Linked DNA regions of Homo sapiens: regions 1 and 2 are each linked to region 3. Evidence: chromatin contacts called from ENCODE Hi-C data. All regions are on one chromosome and are shown on one strand. Each heading gives the region's core, a stretch centred on a gene start or an enhancer-like site at or near the end of the contact. The rest is flanking DNA. Distances are from core to core; before and after follow the strand shown.

Region 1 (4,181 bases), core at 758-3,257, 490 kb after region 3:
CTGTCCCAGAAATTTTGTCTTTGGAGAGTTTTGTAATTGAATGCCATATTCGTAATAGTTCTGAGCTTTTTTGAGCCTTGCACATTAAAAAAAAAGAAGGGTGGGGAGGAGACAGGAAATTATAGAGTGCTCATTGACAAAAAGAAGCATAATAGTCCATCGGACACTTCTTTTTTTAGTGCCCTAAAATTGATAAGTGATATTGAACAACACTGTGGACGAACTTGTACACCTGTTTGCAGAAGATGCAAGAACAATTTAGTTTACACTCAGCAGAAGCTCAGAAAATTAAATTCCATTATAATTTTATGATAGCATTTTTATGTCCGGAGTTCTGTCCCAGAGCACTACCCAGAGAAGTGCATGGCCACTATAAATAAGAAGACCTTTATTAGTATAGTTTGCAACATTTTTGAAAAGCTGAAAAATTATGAATCCTCTTTACCAAAAACAAGGATCTACGGGTTAAAACACAAACATACATAGCCACACCTCCAGATTCAATTTTGCATTTAATTGCAGTGAGTTGATAAACCTGAGGCCAATTTATGGACTCAAAGGACCCCAAATTAAGAATTTCTGATCTAGAAGAATACACGTTTACAACGTTAAAGTTTAATAGGCAAATGAGTCATTAAGTTGACTCAAAAACAGTGGAGTTTTTTAAATGTAGATTCTGATTTAGTAAGTCTGAGTTGGGGCCTGCGATTTGGCATTTCTGAGAAGCTCTCAGATTATGTCACTGCTGCCAGTCCATAGATCATATATTGAGTAGCAAGGCCTGAGATAATCTCTCAAATGTCAGTGATCTCAGTTCGGCTTTTGATAAGACTGGGGAGTCAAGGATTTGAAATTGAGTTTCCTGGTCAGTACCTATAATCCAAATTTTTAGAAGCATTCGTTAAGAAGTAATTCATTTGCTGTAGACATTAAGGTTGCTAGAAACACTGAAAACATGACATGATTTCTCACTCTGTCCAAATGCCTCAGCACTTGTGCACAGAAGTGGCCTTCAGGAGAATCTGCATACAAGGCTAACATTGTCTACATGAAGAATTTGGATTTGCTCAAATACTTGAGTACTTGGTAAAGGCACGAGTGTTTTCTGCCATAAGATAGGGTATTCTTTGGCAGCTGTAACCAAAGGTTTTGGTATTAATCCAAAAAAATTAATATATTAAATCATTGATAGACACCAAATCAATAAAGTAAATTGAAAACTAAAATTGCTTTAGTTGTAGGTGGTGGGACGTGGAAAGGGAAAGCCAGAGATTTCTGGAAACTCCCCAGCTATATTTGTACCTTGAGGGTGCCTCTTGAAAATCTTAAGTAAGCTCATTGGAAACATGTCTTGAAAAACACTGCAGAATGACCTGAAATGAATGGTTTGGATCTATGTTACTAACAGGTCACCTCAAGAGTGTGAGTATCCATTTCTGAAGGTTTGCCCAATATATTCACTTCAGGGATTGAAGAGTTAAAGAAATCTGGATTTGAACCATCCTTTTCACACTCAGATCTGCTACTCTAAAAGTCTATGAGTCCATTCTTTTCTAACTTAATTAGGACCTGGAATTTAAGTGCAGTGTCAAGCATTTTGATATTTGTCCATCCTTCCCTCTCCCAGGGTGAAGAGGCTTTTTTTTTCATGGCCAGAAGTCACTGGTAATGAGTTAGATAATTATATTCTATTGTTGAGAACCTAGACCTGCTCATTCTTTTCCTCACTTTCAATTGTGTGTGTGTGTGTGTGTGTGTGTGTGTGTGTGTGTGTGTGTGTGACAATATTAACTTCACTTAACTGCTGGAAATTGCAGGGAGCAGACAACTGCAGCTGAAAGAGGTGAAACAAAGAAAAGAAGGAAAAAAAGAGGAGGGAAAAGCTTTGCTGCAGAGTTTTTTTCTTAAGGGAGGAAGAAAAAGATTTTGTATTTCATAACACAGAGCATTAAAATGATGTAGCCCCACACAATGAAAACCTTGTGTTTTATTAAAGTGAAAAGCCTTGCTCAAGGCCTCCATTACTCATTTCCGGATGGAATGGCAAAACTTCAAGTTTGAAAAGACTCAAGTAGCTACAATCAAACTTTCCCTGGTAGCAGCTGATAACACAGCACTTTCCAGAAATCCATTTTGTAGATTCTGCAGATCAGCTATTTTCAGGACTCTCAGAGGCTGAACTCTGCACAAAAGGGGTAGCAGCACAGAAAGCCTGGAGATACTTAGTGCTGTAAGAATGTTTTCCACTACTTTAGGGTGGAAACTGATGGGAAATTCAATGGGTGGGTAAAAAGGTCACTACCATAATGCGAAGACCAATGTTTCAGTATCTCCATCCCACAACTCAAAAGGACCAAGGCAAAAGTACCCAAAACCCTGTTACCCCACTCACCTTCCCCTTCAACCAGAAGGACGGGGTTCAGAGACTCAGGGGTAGACGTCAGGTAGCAAACAGCAAATCTCCTGCCAGTTCCTCATTTATGCTGGAGAACAGGCACCTGGTCTTCATTAACATTGCTGCGGTAGTTAATGCGTTGCAGGTGTGAAAGTGTGTGGCTGAAATCTGACAAAACACCTGTCTTTTGTGGCACCATTAGATCTGCCTAGTGTGGGACACGACCCCCTCGGGTGTGCTTTCTCCTGCCTTGAAAGCCACAGTAAGCATTGTCCTGTAATTACAAAATCAGAGTCATCATTGCTGGGAAGAATTCCTTAACAAATTATACCTAATTAGTCTGAAATTACCTTTAATTCATGGTGAAACCATAGGCTTAACTGTGTTCTATAACACCTTCCTTTTTATCTTTATGCAAATATGATTATACACTATCAAACTGGCACCACCAGGCATAAAAAACAGCTGCAGCTAGTTCTTTGGTTACTAAATGGGAACTGGACGCATGCCATTGATTATGTTTTCTGAAATGCTGCATCAAAAAAAATAATAATAATATCAGCCAGTTCCTTCTCTGTGAATTCTAGTTTTCTTCCCCACCCACAGAATCCTACTTGAAAGCTGTGAGATTGATCTCCCTTGCCCAACCCCCTACCTCCTCACCACATTTTCTGCAGAGACGTGTGTACATCTTGCTGCCGCCCAATCTTTTAGAATGTCATTAAGTGTCAAAACATACCTCATTTTATTTCTGATCACAGCTTCTTATGATATGGCTTATTTGGCTCTCATTCTCATCTCAAATCTTCACAAAACTTTTGATTCAATGCAATTTGATTCATGTACTGTGGATTAAAAAGTTACTCATGTAGCAGGCATTGATCTACGAGATTTACATATACTCTGTTATCTAATCCTGGCTGCAGTCCTATCCACTATGTACTACTATTATTATCCCCTTTTTGCAGATAAGGAAACCAAGGCATAGAGATGTTATATATCTTACATGAGGTCAGGAAGCTAGAAGAGACAGAGCCAACAATCTTGCTCAAGCCATCTGTTTCTAGCATGCTCTTATCCCTTCTAATAGGCATTCCCAATGATGTCCAAGGTCTTTCTAATTGACACTGATTACTTTCAATTCTCCTATCACACTTCTGAGCACAACATTGTAGGAAAATTTTTCCAGTTAGTTGGCATATAAAGGTGAAAAGTTTCATTGTCATCAGAGAAAGAAATCATAGCTGACTCCTCCGTTGAATCCATACAATTTGTGTAGCAATTATATTTCCTCCTCTACTCCAATGAAGGCATTTTTAGAACCAAAGTCATATTTTCTGTTTCTTTAAAAACAAAAACAAGCTGAGTGTATCATAGGTATTTTAAAATATGCATGTCTTCTAACTGGATCATACTTAGGTAACTTTTGCTCTGATACGAAAAATGTTTGAGATGCTTTCTCAAATTAAACCAGAGTTTAATTCTTCAGAAAGCAATTAAAAATATTAAATGCTTTTAGATTTTAAGGTCTGTTGCTTCTTTCTGCATCTTCTAGAGAAGTTCCTTGAAAAATTAGCATCGGCTTTACAACAGTCATTCCCATCCTACAAAGAATGACAGACCATATTATTCCTAAGTACGATCCAGTCCCAGGTTCTCTGAAGATTGTTCACTTTGAAAATGAACCCCAGACCACATCTAGGTTACTTTCCAGATAGGATTTTGCAAGTATATAAGAGATTAATTTTCTTGAACAATTTCAGGCTTGGTATGCAAAGTCAAACAT
Region 2 (3,846 bases), core at 1,044-3,543, 340 kb after region 3:
ACAGGGTACAATTCCACTGTGCCCCTTCACACGGACAAAGATGTGAATAGTGTCCTTTGGAGCTGTTCAACAGGTAGTCCTGTCTATAGGATGGTTCCATGAACATCAGCCTAGAATTTACTAGAAAGGTTATGAGCCTGTCTCTTATTCCTTCATTCTGTATAAGGATTCACAAAAGAGAACTCCCTCAGGCTTCAATGCCTGGAGCAATGTGCTTTTCCAGATTAGTTGTTATACCTCCAGGGCACAATGTAACATCTGTTTGACATTTTTGTATAGTTTTTTTTTTTGGAAATTCAGAGAAAGTTCTATATAGACTTTCAATAATTACAAAATTACATGGCATACATTTGTTATATTATTATTCCCTTTAATTATTCCTTTATCTCGATAAACTCATTTTCATCTTTTAAAAAAGTTAAAAAATTATTTAGCCTTCTCATATTCTTTTGGAATAAGTTAAAAATAAAATAATGCATAAAAGTAAGGTGTTCATTAATTTTTAACTTAAAGCAGTATGTATTTTTTTATATTACAGAAGCAACACATAATTATTATAGAGATATTAGATAACACTGATTATCTAAAGAGCATCAAAAGAGAAAATAGATGATCAAAGATCATCAAAAAGAAGAAAGTAGAAAATACATATAATTCCAAACCCAGGTATTTACTATTTGGTAGCTTGTTTTTTCAACACATCAATAGAGAAAATGCATTTTCCATGTTCTTTTGATGTGTACATAGTATATCTGTTGATTAATTTTTGAGTAGTATATTGTATTCTATTGCATGTATATACCTAAGTATAATTAATTGTCTATTAATTTGGGGCTTTCAAAATGTTTCATAATGTTCACTGTTATATACAGTATTACAATGAACATCTTCGAAGCTAAATCTTTAAAAATATTCTCAATAGTTTCATTTTAATAAGCTAGATTAATTTTAAAAGTATTAAAATAATTATAGATCTGATACCAATGAAGATCAACTCAATCAAGTCAGTCTCTCTCTCTCCCGCCCCTGCTTTTTTTTTTTTTTTTTTTTTTTTTTTGAGATAGATTCTCACTCTATTATCCAGGTTGGAGTGCAATGGCACAATCTCAGCTCACTGAAACCTCTGCCTCCCGGCTTCCAGCGATTCTCATGCCTCAGCCTCCCGAGTAGCTGGTACTACAGATGCCTGTCAACATGCCCCCCTAATTTTTTTTTTTTTAGGAGAGACAGGGTTTTGCCATGTTGGCCAGGCTGGTCTGGAACTCCCAGCCTCATGTGATCCGCCCAAAGTGCTGGAATTACAGGTGTGAGCCACCACACCCAGCCAATGTCTCTACATCCATCTCTTTGATTTTACTCTTGACCAGTATTTCTCAAACGTCCTTTTACTTGAAGAAAAAAAATTTATGACTTCAATCCTTCTAAGTCACTTTTTGAATCACACAGCTTCTTATATATTTACAAATATAAAAGCAGGAATGAATCCATATGCTACAGATATTGGTGAGTTGCAGTTGTGGTCTCTGAAAGGTGGTATCCATGTAGTCACATTTTTCAAAATAAATAAAAGATCTGCTGAGTTTGATGAGGTTTAAAAAGGTATGAGTCCTATCCAGGACTATGATTTAGTCCTCACACATAGTCTACTAGCCCTTATAACCTTTTAAAAAATGTATGATTAATAAAACATTTTTCATTGACTTATTCCTGGAGCTTTGCTTCCATTGAGACCACCTGGGGCTTGGAGCACCCAGATTCTCTAGTGAGCTGATCTGAATGCTATGCCTTCAAATTGCCTACCTGAAGCCTCCACCCCTTCCTCAACTAAAGGATGAAAATCGAAGCCAGAAGTTCAAAATACACCTCTGATTTTGAAGAGGCTGTTGGGATTCTTAAATAACAACAAAAAGTAGTTTGGTGCTCTTCTCTGCACATGCTACAGTAAGCCTTTAGGGGAATGTTCTGAGAGTGATTACTGTCGTGGTAAGCAATGGTTTTTGTAGGTGCTGGTTTGTGGGGTGATTACTTGGGCTTAATCTCTTTCTCATGGGTAAATGTGAAGCCTCTCCAGTTCACATTTGTTATTCAGGCAGAAATCAACTGAAATTTGTCTATAAGAAGATATTGGGCTGGCCCCTGTTTTGCCTCTTAGCGCCCTTCCTTACCTATCCTACATGCAAGCTCCCCACTGGGAAAGGGCAGCTTCCTCCATGGGATCTGTCTTGTATCTTGTCTCCATATTGTTGCTGGGAAACCTCTTCTTGAAGTCAAGTGATAAAGTTGCACTTCTGTTTCCAATGGCGCCCGTCCAGCCCGAAGTGAGACTGGCTGCTTTGTGAGAGCTTCTCAACTGGGTCGCCAAGCACAGTAGTGCAGCTGGAAAGTGTTTTCTCACTGTTGTGCCCCAAGACTGCGGTTAGTTTCAAATTCCTATGAATGTGACTAAAAAATGTTTGTGTTTTAGCCACAATCACTAACAAATTACACTCAGCTATTCAACGCACAGACCAAAAGAGAGCCTGACCCCATTATCAAAACTCAAACCCAGATGGTGAGGAGTCCCAGCCTAATGAGGGCCTCTCAGTCATTTCAAACAAATTTCTTGTCAATCATGCCACATTGCATATGGGGGTCTTCTTTCAAAGACATCCAAGTTTGAGGACTCAGAGGCTTTCCACGGCTAAGCAATGCCTTCCTCCTAAAATTACTCATTTTTCAAGAGCTTTGAGAAAATCCTCTTCTCTCCTTTTCCTCCCTTCCTTCCCTAAAAAGAAAAAAAAAAATCTATCCTGTCTACACTAGACAACTTTATCAGACTCAAATATCAAAATTGGAGCAGCCAGAAAGTCTGAACTACATTCTTGGCTCACTCATCAGGGAAAGAAAAAAACAAAATGAACTCAGAAGAAAAAGAAAGACAATATCAAAAAGCTTTATTGAATAGTCTTCTGAATGTAAAATAAATTTACCAGAAACTGTAATTCCAGGATCCAATGCTCACTTTGATTGCAATAAAGAGTTAGAAAGAAAACCACACTGTTGTCTGGAACTTGACAAAGGTACAAAGAGAATCCCCTGTTTTTCCATCTTTCTAGATGAGATGCAGAATTTTGCCCTCTGCCCAAAAGGCTTTGGCCTTACAGGTCTGTCTTGACCCTGTGTTTGCTCCTGTTCCATTTGGTTCTTTCCTTACTCTCAGTGAATCAAAGCCTGACCTCTCCTTGGCTTTTTCTCCTTTCTCAATACTCCATGCACGCTTCTCTGACTATGAAGTGTCGCCCCTGATGTTCTCTCTGGCATCTCTTGCAGGCTGCCATGCTTAGTGGTAAATTCCCTCCCCTGGAGAGGCAGTCACAGCTGTGTGTCCTACGAAAGGACTGAGCTGCTTGCTGCGTGCAAAGTAGAAGAAAACCAGTGTAAATCGCAGTCCTAATTGCCCATATGGGAGATTTGCAAAGAAGGAAGTGAGTACAATGAAAGAGCAGGGCAAGTCGTAAGCAGAAGGCTGAGACCGGAGTGCTGAGGGAAAAGCAGCCACCATATCAAGAAGTTCAGAAATTGTTTCTGCTACTGCTGCTGAGGATTCAAAGAGGGTTTTAGAATAAAACAAAGTCCGCTGGTGTGAGGACTGAACTCCATTTTCTGTGTGAGTCTGAGTAAAGAGAAAGATAAACAGAACCTTTCACCGATAGGCATATTTTAGAGTTCAAGTGTGACATGATGTGTCCAAAATAGATTCCACATGATTGGAGCAGATCCAGAATCCCAGTCCCTGAATAGCAATCAGTGTTGGAAGCTAAGAGCCGGCATCCACTATCATCACATGAAACATGGAAGAAACGGCAA
Region 3 (3,967 bases), core at 539-3,038:
TGTTCTGCAATTCTTTGTCCTGACTACAGAACCCGGCAAATGTGTGAAGCGCACAGGCTACAGTGAGCGCATTGTCAGCCTCTCGGGGCTCCAGCGCCAAATGTTATTATTCTATCATTAGCCTGTAGCTCACGCCAGGGTAAACTGTGCTCTGCTAAATGCCTCCAAACCTTTTTTGCTCTTTTTATTTCCCCAGTTATTTTTAAAATGTATCTTTTCCTTCGTTCGCTCTCTGGCACAGAAAGCTTTGCAAAGTGCATCCAACACACACCCAGTTCCCAAATTCGTGCTTCTCTTCCTTCTTTACATTATTCCACTTGCTTTAAAACCAAAGAACCTTGGGCATAATAAAAACATTGAGAGCTTGCCTATACCACAAATATTTGTGGAAAGCACATGGTGCCATTTTGCCAGACTACTCTTATTTGTTAAACTGAGTTAAGTGTAACGTGATTCCAAAAACTGCCTTTAGAATGAAAGAAAAGGCTTCTAAAGCCAGGGAGATAATTACCGCAATCTGGGTTACAGAAAATGCAAAACAAAGGAGCACAATCCCACTTTGTGTGTGTGTTGTGTGTGCGTCTTTTTGTTTCGTTTTGTTTTGTTTTTTTTCTTTGTTGATGTACCCAAACATGTAAATATTCCATGGCGTGTGTTGTACGAAGATGGAAATCAACCCGAATCTTTCACAGACATAACAAAACATACTCTGTAGTGGACAGTGGCATGTTTGTGGTGGGAATATCTTTTTAGGAGGGAGGGCTTTCTGTCTGTCTTTTTCTCTCCCCATCTAGCACACACACACCCAGGAGTTGCAGTTGTCACTAGTTGCCAAGACTCTGACACCCAACTACCCTTCACTTGAAACTGTCAATCCATTTTTGCACACATAAATAAACGTCGAGTTGCAAAGAATTAGGGTTCTAAAATATTTCATATGAATCCATAAACATGCTAAAGAATCTTCTAATTCCCCTCCCCCATGTTTTTTTTATGGCGATTATTATGCTATCAGTCTCCCTATTGTTGGGAAGGTTGTCCTCTGGGATAGTTTTGTAGACCGGACGGTTCTCAGTTTTCCTTTCTTTGTCTGCCAATTGTTTCTAGATTGAAACCACTTTCTGAGAGAGACAATTATTACCATACGTGTATGTGTATGTAAATATTAATAATCATTGCATGTATGTATATTTATGCATACAAAAATAAACACTATCCCCACACATATTTCTCATTTTTTAAGTACTAGTTCTTGCTTCCATAAAACGATTTGTGTTCCCCAGTTTCTACTTCATAAAATGTACTTTATTAAAGAGAAAGAAAGCAAATCTTGTACATTTCCTTGTTTGATGTTTAGAGTAAGTGAACCTTGCAGGTCTGAGCTAAGCTTTTTGGTATGTTTTAGCTGAGTCCAGATTATGGGCTATAGGTTTCGAAACTAACATCATCCAGTTTTCTCAAAAACCGTCGTGGCAGTTCTCTCTTTAAATTTCATCTGGACTGTCTCTAAAAGCCCTAGCTGACCCCATCATGTCCTTCTTTTATTACTAAACATGCTTCTTTCCACATGCACAATGACATGGTATTTTTCAGGGCAAAAGGCAAAAATATATTAGGGGTTTCTTTCCTTCCAGATGTAGACATCTTGTCACCCGAAGAGCAACCAGAGGACGTAGAAAATGGACCTGATCTCAGATGAGACAAAATAGAGCATGTCACTAAGGTGCATGTAAGGATAAATCCATGCAGCTCTAGAAGCAGGATTTGGCAATAGAACTGTCCCATTGAGCCAAAAAGCCAGCCAGGGCATGGAAGCTTGTTATTATGGCTTGCTCTGTGAGTAAGACCCGCAGGGAGGATGTGAAGGCTGCTTAGTGGGAAGCCTGTTTAGAATATGGGGAAGTAAAAAATGAAATGGGTCTTGAAGGATTCCGAGTCTAATCAGGCTGTGGATATTCCTAACCTTCTTAAAATCTAAAAATAAAAAAAAAAGATAAAATTGCAATTATTTTTAATCCCCAAAGAAGATCATAGATCCCATCTTGAAATTCTGTTACATAAAAGACAGGTAGTTCTAAACATAGACATTTTTAAACTACCCATCAGAAACTGGGTGAGAAGCAGTGCATTGGAGTGAAAGTACAGGCAAGTGCTCATGATTAGAAATTAGCACTAGGCAGTTCATGAGGGAGCTAAGGTGAACCACATTCACAATTTTGGTTAAGAAAGCCTAAAATGCTAACTATCACTATCTGAATGATGTTTAGCATTGTTGGCTCTTCTCTTCTGTGTCTTTCATTTTTGTTTCTAAACATAATTGAATTCTTTTTCTCTTCACTTAATATTAGAATGAACTATGTGACATTTACAGTTTGGCATTTTTGACTTACAAAAATATAATTTATATAGTTCGGCCTAACAATTCTGATAATCTAATTTCTTGTGATTGTTAGAGTCAAGTATTACTTTTATTTTGTTTGTTTTGTTTCTTTTCCTCTGCTTCCACATTTAGTCATCCTTCATATTTTAATGCCTGTTGACATTTTGGAAAAGTGAGTATTTGGTTAAATGAAAAGAAACCATTTAAAACCTGTGTTTAATGTGCACTCTAAATTAGATCATTTTCCCTTCAATTCTATTCAGAGGGCCTCTGTATAGAGCTCAGTTTTCCAGATCATTTGGCTACTGCACATATTAGGGCCAGGATGTCATTTTGATGGCCTCAAGGCCTCTACTTCTCTTCAAGTTTTGAAAAAAGGGCAACTTGATTTTAAAAATAATCCATGTAAAATAATTAGGGTCAGAGAGACAAATGTGTTCATAAGCTCTATTCCAGAAAGTGATCCTTTCATAAACTCAGTTCTCCCGAGGGTGGGGAAGGGAGTTTCCATAAAGTATTGTCCATATGCTTCCTAACGTGTGGGAAAGGGAAAGAATGGCTCTTTCCTCCTCTGTTCTCTAGGAGGGGTCATGCATTCTGGAAAATAATGCAGAGTGGTACAGGCTGAAGCGGAGCGGAGAGGACACTGTTTCAAGATTCCTGCGCCAGCTCCTTCGTTGTTATAGAAGTTGGACTAAATAAAAGGGTAAGGACTATCTGAATGAGAATCTAAAATAGCCAATGCTATGAGAGTTTATTCTAGTGAGAGATTTTCAGCGTGTTCTCCAGATTTTAGGGGAAGAAGACATGAATGGAGAAATTAAAGACCAGATGTATTTTATCTCCTCTGTTGCAATTGGACAGCAGAAAAAGCGGAGCCCAACACACATCATCAGTTTAGGAATAGCAATCAAAAGGAGTTTTAAAAATTTTTATATAACATGGCACAAGTAATGTGTTCATAAAAATCCCAGTTCTATTTTACTTCCCTGGCATATAACAGCTTTAATTTATATTAGTTTAAAAAGTCATGTTGGCATAACTCCTGAATATGAGTTTTGCTTAAAAAAATTTCCATAGCATCACTAGGAACTAAAAATATTAATCTTCATATATCTCAAAATAATAATAACGCACCTTTATACTATTCTTTATAATTACTAAAACTAGAAAAAAATAATATTTATTTTGAAACCAATAGGTGGTGCTATAAATTTCCATATTTTAATTCAAAGCAATATGTTCATTTTACTTTCCATTCCTCAGCGGCATTAGAAATATTCCTAATTATCACAGTATGATTTTTTATGGCAAAAAAAATCCTGCAGTTAGCCACTGCGATCTGTCTCTTTTCCAACAGAAAACTGACTATAACTCAGAGTGAAAGATAAAGGGAATCTACACAATTTTTGACAGAAAAGTAAATTTATGGAAACAGATCCATATATCATTCTTTGTGGTCTCTGTTTTTTTCCCGTAGTTCTTCAACTAATAGGAATGCTATGGAAGAACATAATTTAAATGTTTAATTTAATATTTCATTGTATGAACTCTCCCTAGGGGCTAGATTTATATAAAAAGCCATAA

What was found. A loop is a pair of places that touch in the nucleus more often than their neighbours do. Pooled maps may share reads with other maps.
Region 1: a loop to region 3 is called in a map of right cardiac atrium, with 3 times the contacts of the local background. The contact joins two enhancer-like sites. A Hi-C loop is called at or near these places in 3 of 168 maps with a recorded cell type or tissue (Right ventricle myocardium inferior, heart left ventricle and right cardiac atrium) and 3 of 50 pooled maps.
Region 2: a map of cardiac septum shows a loop between it and region 3 (2.1-fold over the local background). The contact joins two enhancer-like sites. A Hi-C loop is called at or near these places in 2 of 168 maps with a recorded cell type or tissue (Right ventricle myocardium inferior and cardiac septum) and 4 of 50 pooled maps.

Annotation. Positions count from the first base shown.
Region 1 is chr9:13,937,269-13,941,449 of GRCh38, forward strand. The region is part of intron 1 of LINC00583 (long intergenic non-protein coding RNA 583); the gene reads left to right. It overlaps LOC101929507 (a long non-coding RNA gene), which reads right to left. Exons shown (of 8, transcript XR_001746621.2): 5 at 3,135-3,240; 6 at 2,393-2,669. Among named protein-coding and RNA genes, the nearest start is that of LINC00583, 11 kb to the left of the region's middle. RefSeq lists an enhancer at 2,280-3,096. Within about 2 kb of position 2,008, at least 2 of the 41 ENCODE cell types and tissues checked have a DNase peak (open chromatin) inside an H3K27ac peak, as active enhancers do.
Region 2 is chr9:13,784,003-13,787,848 of GRCh38, forward strand. No RefSeq gene overlaps it. Among named protein-coding and RNA genes, the nearest start is that of LINC00583, 140 kb to the right of the region's middle. Within about 2 kb of position 2,294, at least 7 of the 41 ENCODE cell types and tissues checked have a DNase peak (open chromatin) inside an H3K27ac peak, as active enhancers do.
Region 3 is chr9:13,443,508-13,447,474 of GRCh38, forward strand. It overlaps LOC105375977 (a long non-coding RNA gene), which reads left to right. Exons shown (of 4, transcript XR_929484.3): 3 at 2,963-3,086. Among named protein-coding and RNA genes, the nearest start is that of LINC01235, 14 kb to the left of the region's middle. Within about 2 kb of position 1,789, at least 2 of the 41 ENCODE cell types and tissues checked have a DNase peak (open chromatin) inside an H3K27ac peak, as active enhancers do.